2 separate regions of the Homo sapiens genome follow, and region 2 is linked to region 1. A link is a contact called in ENCODE Hi-C or POLR2A ChIA-PET data. All regions are on one chromosome and are shown on one strand. Each heading gives the region's core, a stretch centred on a gene start or an enhancer-like site at or near the end of the contact. The rest is flanking DNA. Distances are from core to core; before and after follow the strand shown.

Region 1 (5,469 bases), core at 1,652-4,151:
TCTATACTGTCATCAGCACAGTGGTCTAAAACACAGACGTGATCATGCCATTTTTTTCTTCAAAAGCGCAGCAATAGATCATTCCTTGATTTATTGAGAGCTTCCTATGTGCTAGCTGCTGGGGATGCACTGGTGAGTTATGATAAAGGGAACATTTCAAACTAGGGGCAAAGAAATCAAATGGTCATCACAAAATGAAAAGATGCTCAATGTTATTTTTCTCCCATGAGATTGGCAAAGATTTTTCTTTTTTGAGACAGCCTTGCTCTGTCGCCCAGACTGGAGTGCAATGATGTGATCTCAGCTCATTGCAACCTCCATCTCCCAGATTCAAGCGATTCTCCTGCCTTAGCCTCCTGAGTAGTTGGGACTATGGGCGTGAGCCACCATGCCCAGCTAATTTTTGTATTTTTAGTATAGATGGGGTTTCACTATGTTGGTCAGGCTGGTCTTGAACACCTGACCTCAGGTGATCCACCCGCCTCGGCCTCCCAAAGTGCTGGGAGTACAGGCATGAGCCACTGCACCTGGCCAGCAAAGATTTAAAAGAATGAAAATATCCAATGTTGGCAAATATGTGGGAAAACAAGCAACCTCATCCACTATTGGTGAGGGTATTAATAGATACAAACTTTTTAGAGGGAAATGTAGCAATAATTATTAAAATTCCAAGGCCAGGCACAGTGGCTCACGCCTGTAATCCCAGCACTTTGGGAGGCTGAGGCAGGCAGATCACTTGAAGCCAGGAGTTAGAGACCAGCCTGGCCAACATGGCAAAACCCCATCTCTACAAAAAATACAAAAATTAGCTGGGTGTGGTGGTATGTGCCTGTAGGCCCAGCTACTTGGGAGGATGAGATGGGAGAATGGCTTGAGCCCAGGAGGTAGAGGTTGCAGTGAGCCAATATAGGGGCACTGCACTCCAGCCTCAATGACAGAACCAGGCTTTGACTCAAAAAATAAAATAAAATAAAATAAATTTTAGTAATACTCATTTGCCCTAACAATGGTTATCTCTGGAATTGTGGAATTCATTATATATATATATATATATATATACACACACACACGTGTATATATATATATATATATGTGTACACGTATATATATATATACATGTATATACATATATATTTATATATATATATATAATGTGTGTATATATATATATATATATATACACATTTTTTTTTGAGACAGTCTCACTCTGTCATCCAGGCAGGGGTGCAGTGGCGCAATCTCAGCTCACTGTAACCCCCGCCTCCCAGGCTCAAGCAATTCTTGTGCCTCAGCCTCCCAAGTAGCTGGGATTATAGGTGTGTGCCACCATGCCCGGCTAATTTTTGTATTTTTTGTAAGTTCAAGCAATTCTCCTGCCTCAGCCTCCCGAGTAGCTGGGTTTACAGGCGCCTGCCACCATGCCTGGCTAATTTTTGTATTTTTAGTAGAGACAGAGTTTCCCCATGTTGGCCAGGCTGGTCTTGAACTCCTGACCTCAGCCTCCCAAAGTGCTAGGATTACAGGCATGAGCCACTGCGCCGGGCCTGGAATTATTATATAAAAAACTTTTTTATATTCCTAGAAATCTGTAAGGCAAAAATAAAAAATAAAGACAGAAAAAGAAAAAAAAACTAACTTTTTACTTCTCCGAGTATTTTTCACTACTTTTCATAGTATTTAAATGTTTATGTTTATGATTATTCTTATCATCATTATTATTATTATTATTTTGAGACGGAGTCTCACTCTGTCGCCCATTCTGGAGTGCAGTGGCAAGATCTCGTCTCACTGCAACCTCTGCCTCCCAGGCTCAAGTTAGTCTCCTGCCTCAGCCTCCCGAGTAGCTGGGATTACAGGTGTGTGCCACCATGTCTGGCTAATTTTTTTGCATTTTTGGTAGAGATGGGGTTTCGCTATGTTGCCCAGGCTGGTCTTGAACTCCTGGCCTCAAATGATCTGCCCGCCTCGGCCTCCCAAAGTGCTGGGATTGCAGGCATGAGCCACTGCACCCAGCCTTATTTATTTTTCAATTTAAAAAATGATACAAAAATGTCATCAAGAAAATTTTTTTTCTTTAATGGATTCATGCTTTTTAGGACAACATTCAAGGCTCTTCAAAATGAGCCCCTAGCCCCACAATTTCACCTCTACCATTCCCATCCACCCTTCCCTCACCCAGAATTATCCTAGGTGATGCTTTTCGTTCTATTTCACTCCCTCCACCATTCCTCTCACTGGAATGTCTTCCCTCCTCCTGTATTAATCAAAATAATACTCATCTTCCCGGGAAGCCCAGGCATGACTTCCCTTTCTCTGGGATGCTTGTGCTCCCATCTGAATTAAATTGTCCCTCCTTGGTGCTGAGGCGGTAGTTTGTTTACACCTCTAGCAGAGCACAGTTTGGCTTGCACTATTGTCACTTGTGTCTAGTGTCTCCCTTGCCAGCATTTATTCTCCACTTTCCTTGCCTCTTCTGTGAAATAAATGTTCATTTCAAAATATTTATTCAGAGCATTGCATGTTCCATACATAAATCCACGCTTAAATTATTCAGCTCCTGGAGATACACAGCTCAGCCATGTGGGCAATTACTTCAAGTCACAAAATGCTATTTTGTATTAATTTGTATTTGAAGAGAGTGCAGGAATGCATTAAACATGTCTATAGCTGTCTGGTGTTTATTCACTGACAATGAGCCGGAATTATTACTTCACTTTAAGCCTTTCTCTGGTGATTTGTTTACAGAGAGTTGTGCTAAATAGCTGAATTGTTGTCATGACCCTTTGCCTAGATCTTTTCAAAACAGTCATTAGATTTGTGTTTTACATAACACATACACACACAAAATCTCATAACCAGGAGGAAAACTGAAAACAATTTAGAATTTTAAACTTCAGCATGAGTTAAGATTAGGTTTACGGTAATGGGGATAGCCCATGATTTTGTAACTCAACAATAATATAATTTTTGCCACTTGAAAGTACTAAGTTTCTGTGGTTGCCAAAAGTAAACTGTGACAGTGTGTAGAATGAACTAATAACTGTAAATGAACTTGATCAGTAGGGCTCCTCCCGGTAAATCAAATAATTAGTCAATTTTTGCTGTGTTGGAGACTACAGTTTCAGGTCCCCAAGTGGGAGTAGCTCTTAAAGCAAAAGTGGCAGCGCATTATCATTTGTAAATTTCCACTAACAAGCAAGCCTGACTGTGTCTTTTGGCAGCCAGGGCTGTGACCTTTCTAACAGCCCAGTGTTTGTCATTGTTTTGTTTATGAGCATCTATATATGCCAGGGAAGATCTGGGGAGAGAGATTCAGAAAAAGAAAACTGAAACTAAGAAGGAAATCAAAAGCAAAAAGCCAGAAACTACTTCTTTAGCCTTTTCTTTATGATCTTAGGACTTCAGGGACCTTGAAAGATTGATTTCCTTTCACTCAAGTTTCTCATAAAATTAGCTTTGGCTCATACATCTGTTACACAGTAGTTAATTTTACAAGATAAGCAGTACAGGGGAAATGTATCTGAGGGAAAAATCGAGTGCTGGAAGCTCAAGAGACACTTATAAGGTCACAGAACAAAGCTAGTAAGTAAAATGGTCCTACTATAGACCTGCAAATAGCAAAGGGTCTGCCTTGGGTTAATTTCAGTATATCTTTCATGACATTTCACTTTTCTTCTCCAGCAGCATTAAATATAAGTGGGCTTTACTGAACCTGTTCTGAGAGAGCCTTTTGAATTGCTCAGCCAAAGAGCAATCATGATTCAAGTTCATGAAATGTGAACTTTGTATTTTAGCATCCACTTCCCTGTAATGATCTCAAGACTGTACTAGCCACAGCAATGAATGTATTAACCAGTTCTTCATGTTCACAGCTACTTATGCCATTCTTAGATACTAAATGTGCTTTCACAAAAGCACCACTGGCTATCCCACTAGTAGCAATTATTAGTAGTCTTTTAAATTCAATCTTCTCGCCCAATATAAGGAGTCCCAGAGGTTGGCTGGGCGTGGTGGCTCACACCTGTAATCCCAATAGTTTGAGAGGCCGAGGCAGGTGGATCACCTGAGGTCAGGAGTTCGAGACAAGCCTGGCCAACATGGTGAAACCCTGTCTCTACTAAAAATACAAAAAAATTATCCAGGCATGGTGGTGAGAGCCTGTAATCACAGCTACTCAGGAGGCTGAGGCAGGAGAATCACTTGAACCTGGTAGTTGGAGGTTGCAGTGAGCCAAGATGGCGCCACTGCACTCCAGCCTGGGCGACAAAAGCAAAACTCCATCTCAAAAAAAAAAAAGAAGTCCCAGAGGCTCAGAAAGGCTCCTAACGATCTAGCAGGTTGTTTGAGAGCAGCGCTGGAATAAGAACTAGGTATCTCAGCTAATCTAGACTCCTAATCTAGAGCTCTTTCTAATCTGGCTGACTAAACGCCAGAATAATTTCTCACTTACACAGTCAGAAAAAGTCTCTGTGAATTAATCTTTTTATTTGGATATGTTAGTCTTTTATTATAAAATATGCAAAAGGCTGATTTAACATCAATATATATCAGCATTGGGGAAATGCTCACAAATAAACTTCCTTAAGAATTTTAAGGCCGGGCGTGGTGGCTCACACCTGTAATCCCAGCACTTTGAGAGGCTGAGGTGGGCAGATCGCTTGAACTCAGGAGTTTGAGACCAACCTGGGCAACATGGTAAAACCCCATCTCTACTAAAAATACAAAAACTAGCCAGGCATGGTGGTGTGTGCCTGTGGTCCCAGCTACTAATAGTTAATCTCATTCCTTTTATTATGTTAATTCACTTATTTCTTCATTCCAACAAATATTTGTTCAGTGCCTACTATGTATCGAGCCCTTTTTAGGTACTTTGGATGCAGGGGTGAACAAAAAGGACACGAATCCCTGCTCTCAGGGAGCTTACAGACAATATAATGTGGATAGCTTTTGCCTTCTGCTGAAGTAATCCTTAAATTAACACCCTCTTAAGAATTCATTATTGGCCGGGCGCGGTGGCTCATGCCTGTAATCCCAGCACTTTGGGAGGCCGAGGCGGGTGGATCACGAGGTCAGGAGATTGGGACCATTATGACTAACACGATGAAACTCAGTCTGTACTAAAAATACCAAAAAAAAATTAGCTGGGCACGGTGGCGGACGCCTGTAGTCCCAGCTACTTGGGAGGCTGAGGCAGGAGAATGGCATGAACCGGGGAGGCAGAGCTTACAGTGAGCCAAGATCGTGCCACTGCACTCCAGCCTGGGTGACAGAGCGAGACTCCGTCTCAAAAAAAAAAAAAATAAAAAAATAATTTGCAATAATAAGTGCTATGAAGGAAAAATCCAAGGTGTGATGGGAAGCTATAATAAGAGTTATTAGAGACTTGTTACCACAATCCCTTGTGGAGGGGTTACTCACCTTCATGAGATTCTGAGTCTGGCTGTGGATAGGGAGAACTTGGTATTTTGA
Region 2 (5,469 bases), core at 882-3,381, 250 kb after region 1:
TTTATTGCTAGATCTAGAGGCTTGATCAGATTCAGGTTAAATTTCTTGGCAAGACTGTTTTATAGGTTGTGTTGTGTTCTTCCATGGGGTTGGTTGGAGTGCCACTTAATGTCATAGTTAGCAAGCAGCCATTGCCTAAGGCTTTTATTACATTAACAGCTACAAAACTAATCCTGTCACTTTTTTCTTTGATTAGGTGGACTATCTGTATCAGGAGAAACTTGCTTTTATTACCTGTTTCATTACTTTTATTTGCTATTTCTACGTGAAAGTCAGGATGAATGGCTGATTTCTCCCTTTGTTAACCAGTTTTCAATGACTGATTTAACATTTGCAAAGGTGATCACTTTTTTTTTTTTTTTTTGAGAATCATTAGAAACTCATACTCAGAAATAACATTTTTGCCTTTGTTTAAGATTTGGAAGTTTTTTTTTTTTTTTTGTGACGGAGTTTTGCTCTTGTTGCTCAGGCTGGAGGGCAGTGGCGCAATCTTGGTTCACTGCAACCCCTGCCTCCCGGGTTCAAGCGATTCTTCTGCCTCAGCCTCCCAAGTAGCTGGGACTACAGGCACACGCCACCATGCCCGGCTAGTTTTTTTGTGTTTTTAGTAGAGACGGGGTTTCACCATGTTGGCCAGGCTGGTCTCAAACTCCTGACTTCAGGTGATCTGCCTCCCTCAGCCATCCAAAGTGCTGGGATTACAGGTGTGAGCCACTGTGCCTGGCCACCAAAAACTCTTTAGATTTGCCCTTTTGAGGCTATTTTCTAGATCCCGTAGGCATGCTTCATTTTTAGAAATTCCGTTTTCTTTTTTCTCCTGACTTGGGTGTTTTCAAATAGTCTGTGTTTGAACTCACTAATTCTTACTTCTCTGCCATCAATTCTGCTGCAAAAGACTAATACATTCTTTAGTATGCCAATTGCGTTTTTCAGCTCCAGAATTTCTGCTGGAGTCTTCTTACATGTTTTAATCTTTGTTAAAGTTATCTGATAGAATTCTGTATTCCTTCTGTGTTATCTTGAATTTCTTTGAGTTTCCTCAACACGGCTATTTTGAATTCCTTATCTGAAAGGTCACATATCTCTGTTTCTCCAGGATTGGTCCCTGATGCCTTATTTAGTTCATTTGGTGAGGTCATGTTTTCCTGGATGGCGTTGATGCTAGTAGATGTTCTTGAGTGGCATTGAAGAGTTAGGTATTTATTGTAGTCTTCACTGTCTGGCCTTATTTGAAGCTGTCCTTCTTGGGAAGGCTTTCTAGATATTTGAAAGAACTTGGGGCCGGGCACGGTGGCTCATGCCTGTAATCCCAGCACTTTGGGAGGCCAAGGCGGGTGGATCACGAGGTCAGGAGATCGAGACTATCCTGGCTAACATGGTGAAACCCTGTCTCTACTAAAAATACAAAAAAATTAGCCGGGCGTGGTGGCGGGCACCTGTAGTCCCAGCTACTCGGGAGGCTGAGGCAGGAGAATGGTGTGAACCTGGGAGGCAGAGCTTGCAGTAAGCCGAGATCGTGCCACTGCACTCCAGCCTGGGCAACTCCATGTCAAAAAGAAAAAAACTTGGGTATTGTGATCTAAGCTGTATCTGCTTTAGGGGTACCCCAAGCCCAGTAATTCTGTGGTTCTTGCAGACTCATACAGGTACCACCTTGATGGATTTGGACAAGATCTGGATAATTTGTGGATTACCAGGTGGAGACTCTTGTTCTCTTTCCTTACTTTCTCCCAAACACACGGTCTCGCTGTCCTGAGCCACCTAAAGCTGGGGTTGGAGTGAGTGACACAAGCACCCCTGTGGCCACCATGACTGTGCTGGGTCAGTCTTGAAATTAGGACTATGCTGGGTCTCACCCAAGGCCTGCTGTAACTGCACTCTGGCTACCTCCCATGTTTGCTGAAGGCCCTGGTGCTGTGCAATCAGCAGTTGGCAAAGCCAGCCAGACCTGCATCCTTCCTTCAGGGCAGCAAGATCTCTAGACCCCAGGTGGGTCCAGAAGTGTTGTCTGGGAGTTAAGATACTAGAGCAATACTTTTTGTATTGTGGCTGAGCTGGCATTCAAACCACAGGACTGGTACTTCTCACTCTTTTTCCCATTTCCACCTCACCTCGTAGCCACCGCCACCCCCAGGCCACAAGGGGTACTGCCAGACTCACCGATGTTTCTCTAAGGCCCAGTGTCTCTGAAGTCAGCTTGTCATGAACGCTCTGTTACCTGGGACTCACCCTTCAGGGCAGTGGGCTCCCCTGTGGCCCAGGGCAGGTCCAGAAATGCCATTTAAGAGTCAGGTCTTAGAATTAGGGACACCCAAGAATCAACTGGTGCTCTACCCTGCTGTGTTTGTGCTGGTACCTAAGCTGTAAGACAAAGTTCTCTTTACTCTTTCCCTCAGCTTTTCTCAAGTAGGAGTTTTGCCCCATAGCCACCACAGCTGGTAATGTGCTGAATCTCACTGAAGCCAGCAAGTCTCAGAGGCTCAACTGAGGCCCTCAATGTAGTACTTGGATATCGCTACTGGTTATTCAGGGCCCAAGGGCTCCTCAGTTAGGTGATGAATGCTGTCAGCTCCTGTCTTCTGGCCCAGGGTGTGTGTAGAAATGTCTGGGAGTTAGGGCCCTGAACAGGGGACCTCATGACTCTGAGCGGTGCCCTGTCTTGCTGTGGCTGAGCTGGTATCCAAGATGCAAGAGAGTCCCCCCCACTCTTCCTTCTCTCCTCAAACAGAAGGAAGGCATCTTTCTTGGAGCCCTGAGCTGTGCAGCCTGTCGAGGGGAAGGGGTGATGCCAGCACTCCATTGGCTGCCCCGCCTGGTGTCTCAGTATGTCTCATTCCCTGCTTCCTGTCCCCCTTCCCACCACCTCTACTGTCTTGGTGCCCAGTTCATTCATTACTAAGAATCGGTTAAGAGTTGTAGTCCTTACGGCTCAGACTGCCAAAAAGTTTACTTGGAAACATGGAGTGCTGTAGCCCTCCATGGTGAGGCTGGTGGGAACTCAAGTTGGGACTCCTGGGATCGGCAGTTGCCCTCCGCTTTAGGGCTGGTTTAAATGCTCCCTCCCTGGGTGGGAGTCACCTGGGTTTGATCTGGTTTTCTTTTCTGCTCTCACAGGACAGCACTGAGTTCAGTGGCTTGCAGTTGCTGTGTTGTCCCTCCCTCAGCACCGAGAGGCTCTAGGCACCAGGCCTTTTGCTGCTGGCTGGGGGAACAGGAAGTGTGCGTAGTTGCTAATTGAGGACTGTTGTTTCTCCCTTCAGTGATACGCAGTTAAAACCAGGTACTATGAGTACTCACCTGATTTTTGTTTTTTATGAAGGTGTTTCAGTTAAAACCAGGTACTATGAGTACTCACCTGATTTTTGTTTTTTATGAAGGTGTTTTTTCTATGTAGATCTTAATTTGGTATCCTTGTTGGCGGGGGCATGGGCATGATCAGTGGAGCCTTCTATGCTTGCTCTGCCTCCCACCTGTTTTCAGTCTAAAAAATCAGTGGCAGCTGGGCGCAGTGGGCCACACCTGTAATCCCAGGAGGCCAAGGCAGGTGGATCATGAGGTCAGGAGTTTGAGACCAGCCTGGCCAACGTGGTGAAACCCTGTCTCTACTAAAAATACAAAAATTAGCCGGGCGTGGTGGTACATGCCTGTAATTCCAGCTACTCAGCAGGAGAATCACTTGAACCTGGGAGGCGGAGGTTGCAGTGAGCCGATATTGCACCATTGCACTCTACCCTGGCGGACAGAGTGAGACTCCCTCTCAAAAAAAATTCAGTGGCTTCCATTAAACTACAGTTTGGATTTCCTGAACTCCTTTAAAAAATAATTGCAAAAATTTTTAATTGTGGTAAAAAAAAATATAGAACATAAAATTTACTGTTGGTCTTTTTTTCTTAAATAGAGAGGGGGTCTCGCCATGTTGCCTGGGCTGGTGTTGAACTCTTGGGCTCAAGTGATCCTCTTGCCTTGGCCTCGCAAAGTGTTGGGATTACAGACATGAGCGAAACATTTCTTTTCTTGATCATTTTTTATGTATATAGTTGAGTAGTGTTAGAAATGTTAACATTCTCGTGCAACAAATCTCTACAACTTTTTCATGTGACAAAACTGAAACGCATTTCTGGGCAACCACCCTTCTCCTTTGTTTCTGTGAATTTGGCTACTTTAAATACCTCATACCAGTTGAATTGTACAAGTACAGTCATGCACCGAGTAACGATGTTTTGGTCAATGATGGACCTAGTGTAGGACAGTGGTCGTAAGGTTATAATTTTTACTGTACCTTTTCTATACTTAAATATGTTTAGATATGCAAATACTTACATTGTATTATGGTTGCCTAGAGTATTCAGTACAGTTACATGCCATACAGGTTTGTAGCCTAGGAGCAATGGGATATTTATACACCGTATAGTAGAGGTCCAAGAGAGCAAAGATCTCTTGGAGATGGTGCTTTCAATTCATTTCAGTATATATGCTCACGAGTGGGATTGCTGGATCATATGGTAATTGTGTTTCTGATTTTTCAAGGAACTGTCATACTGTTTTCCACAGCAGCTGTAACATTTTATATTCCCAGCAAGAGTACACAATGGTTCCAGTTCCACATAACTTGTGAACATTTATTTTATTTATTTTGTTGTTTGTTTTTTAAGAGACAGGATCTTGCCCTGTTACTCATGCTGGAGTCAGTGGCATGATCATATCTCACTATAGCGTTGAACTTCTGGACTCAAGCCATTCTCCCACGTTATCCTTAGTGTCCTGAGTAGCTAGAACTATAGGCATGTGCCACCGTGCCTGGCTAATTTTTAAAAATATACATATTTTTAGAGATGGTACCTTGCTGTGTTGCCCAGGCTGGTCTTGAATTCCTGGCCTCAAGCAGTCTTCCTGCCTCAACCTACCAAAGCACTAGGATCGGAGGTGTGAGCTGTTGGGCCTCACTGGGGATTTTGATAGTGATTGCTTTTAATTCATAAATCAATTTGGGTGGTGTCGATATTTAACAATATAATGTCTTCCAACCAGTGAATGTGGGATTTCTTCCCATTTATTTACATCTTCTTTAATTCCTTTTAGCAACATTTTGTAGTTTTCATTGTTAACAAGTCTTTTCCTCCTTGTTTCATTTTTCTTTTTGATGCTGATGCAAATGGATTTTTTTTAATATTTCCTTTTTAAATTGTTCATTGTTAGTGTATTAGAAATGCATCTGACCTGTAATCCCAGCACTTTGGGAGGCTGAGGCGGGCATATCACTTATGATCAGGAGTTCGAGAGCAGCCTGGCCATCATGGTGAAACTCCCTCTCTACAAAATACAAAAACTAGCCAGGCGTGATGGTGGGCACCTGTAATCCCAGCTACTCAGGAGGCTGAGGCAGGAGAATCGCTTGAACCTGGGAGGCAGAGGTTGCAGTGAGCCAAGATTGTGCCACTGCACTCCAGCCTGGGCAAAAGAGTGAGACTG

What was found. A loop is a pair of places that touch in the nucleus more often than their neighbours do. ChIA-PET counts read pairs that join two places held with the same protein, here RNA polymerase II (POLR2A). Pooled maps may share reads with other maps.
Region 2: a loop to region 1 is called in a map of naive thymus-derived CD4-positive, alpha-beta T cell, with 2.2 times the contacts of the local background. The contact joins two enhancer-like sites. A Hi-C loop is called at or near these places in 3 of 168 maps with a recorded cell type or tissue (CD4-positive, alpha-beta T cell, Calu3 and naive thymus-derived CD4-positive, alpha-beta T cell), 1 of 37 single-sample maps with no recorded cell type and 5 of 50 pooled maps. POLR2A ChIA-PET finds 5 or more read pairs at or near these places in 1 of 52 experiments (naive thymus-derived CD8-positive, alpha-beta T cell).

Annotation. Positions count from the first base shown.
Region 1 is chr2:61,669,008-61,674,476 of GRCh38, reverse strand. No RefSeq gene overlaps it. Among named protein-coding and RNA genes, the nearest start is that of XPO1, 130 kb to the right of the region's middle. RefSeq lists an enhancer at 3,244-3,483. Within about 2 kb of position 2,901, at least 26 of the 41 ENCODE cell types and tissues checked have a DNase peak (open chromatin) inside an H3K27ac peak, as active enhancers do.
Region 2 is chr2:61,423,138-61,428,606 of GRCh38, reverse strand. All of the region lies in intron 1 of USP34 (ubiquitin specific peptidase 34), which reads left to right. Among named protein-coding and RNA genes, the nearest start is that of SNORA70B, 8.5 kb to the right of the region's middle. RefSeq lists enhancers at 1,402-2,079, 2,080-2,757, 2,758-3,435. Within about 2 kb of position 2,131, at least 10 of the 41 ENCODE cell types and tissues checked have a DNase peak (open chromatin) inside an H3K27ac peak, as active enhancers do.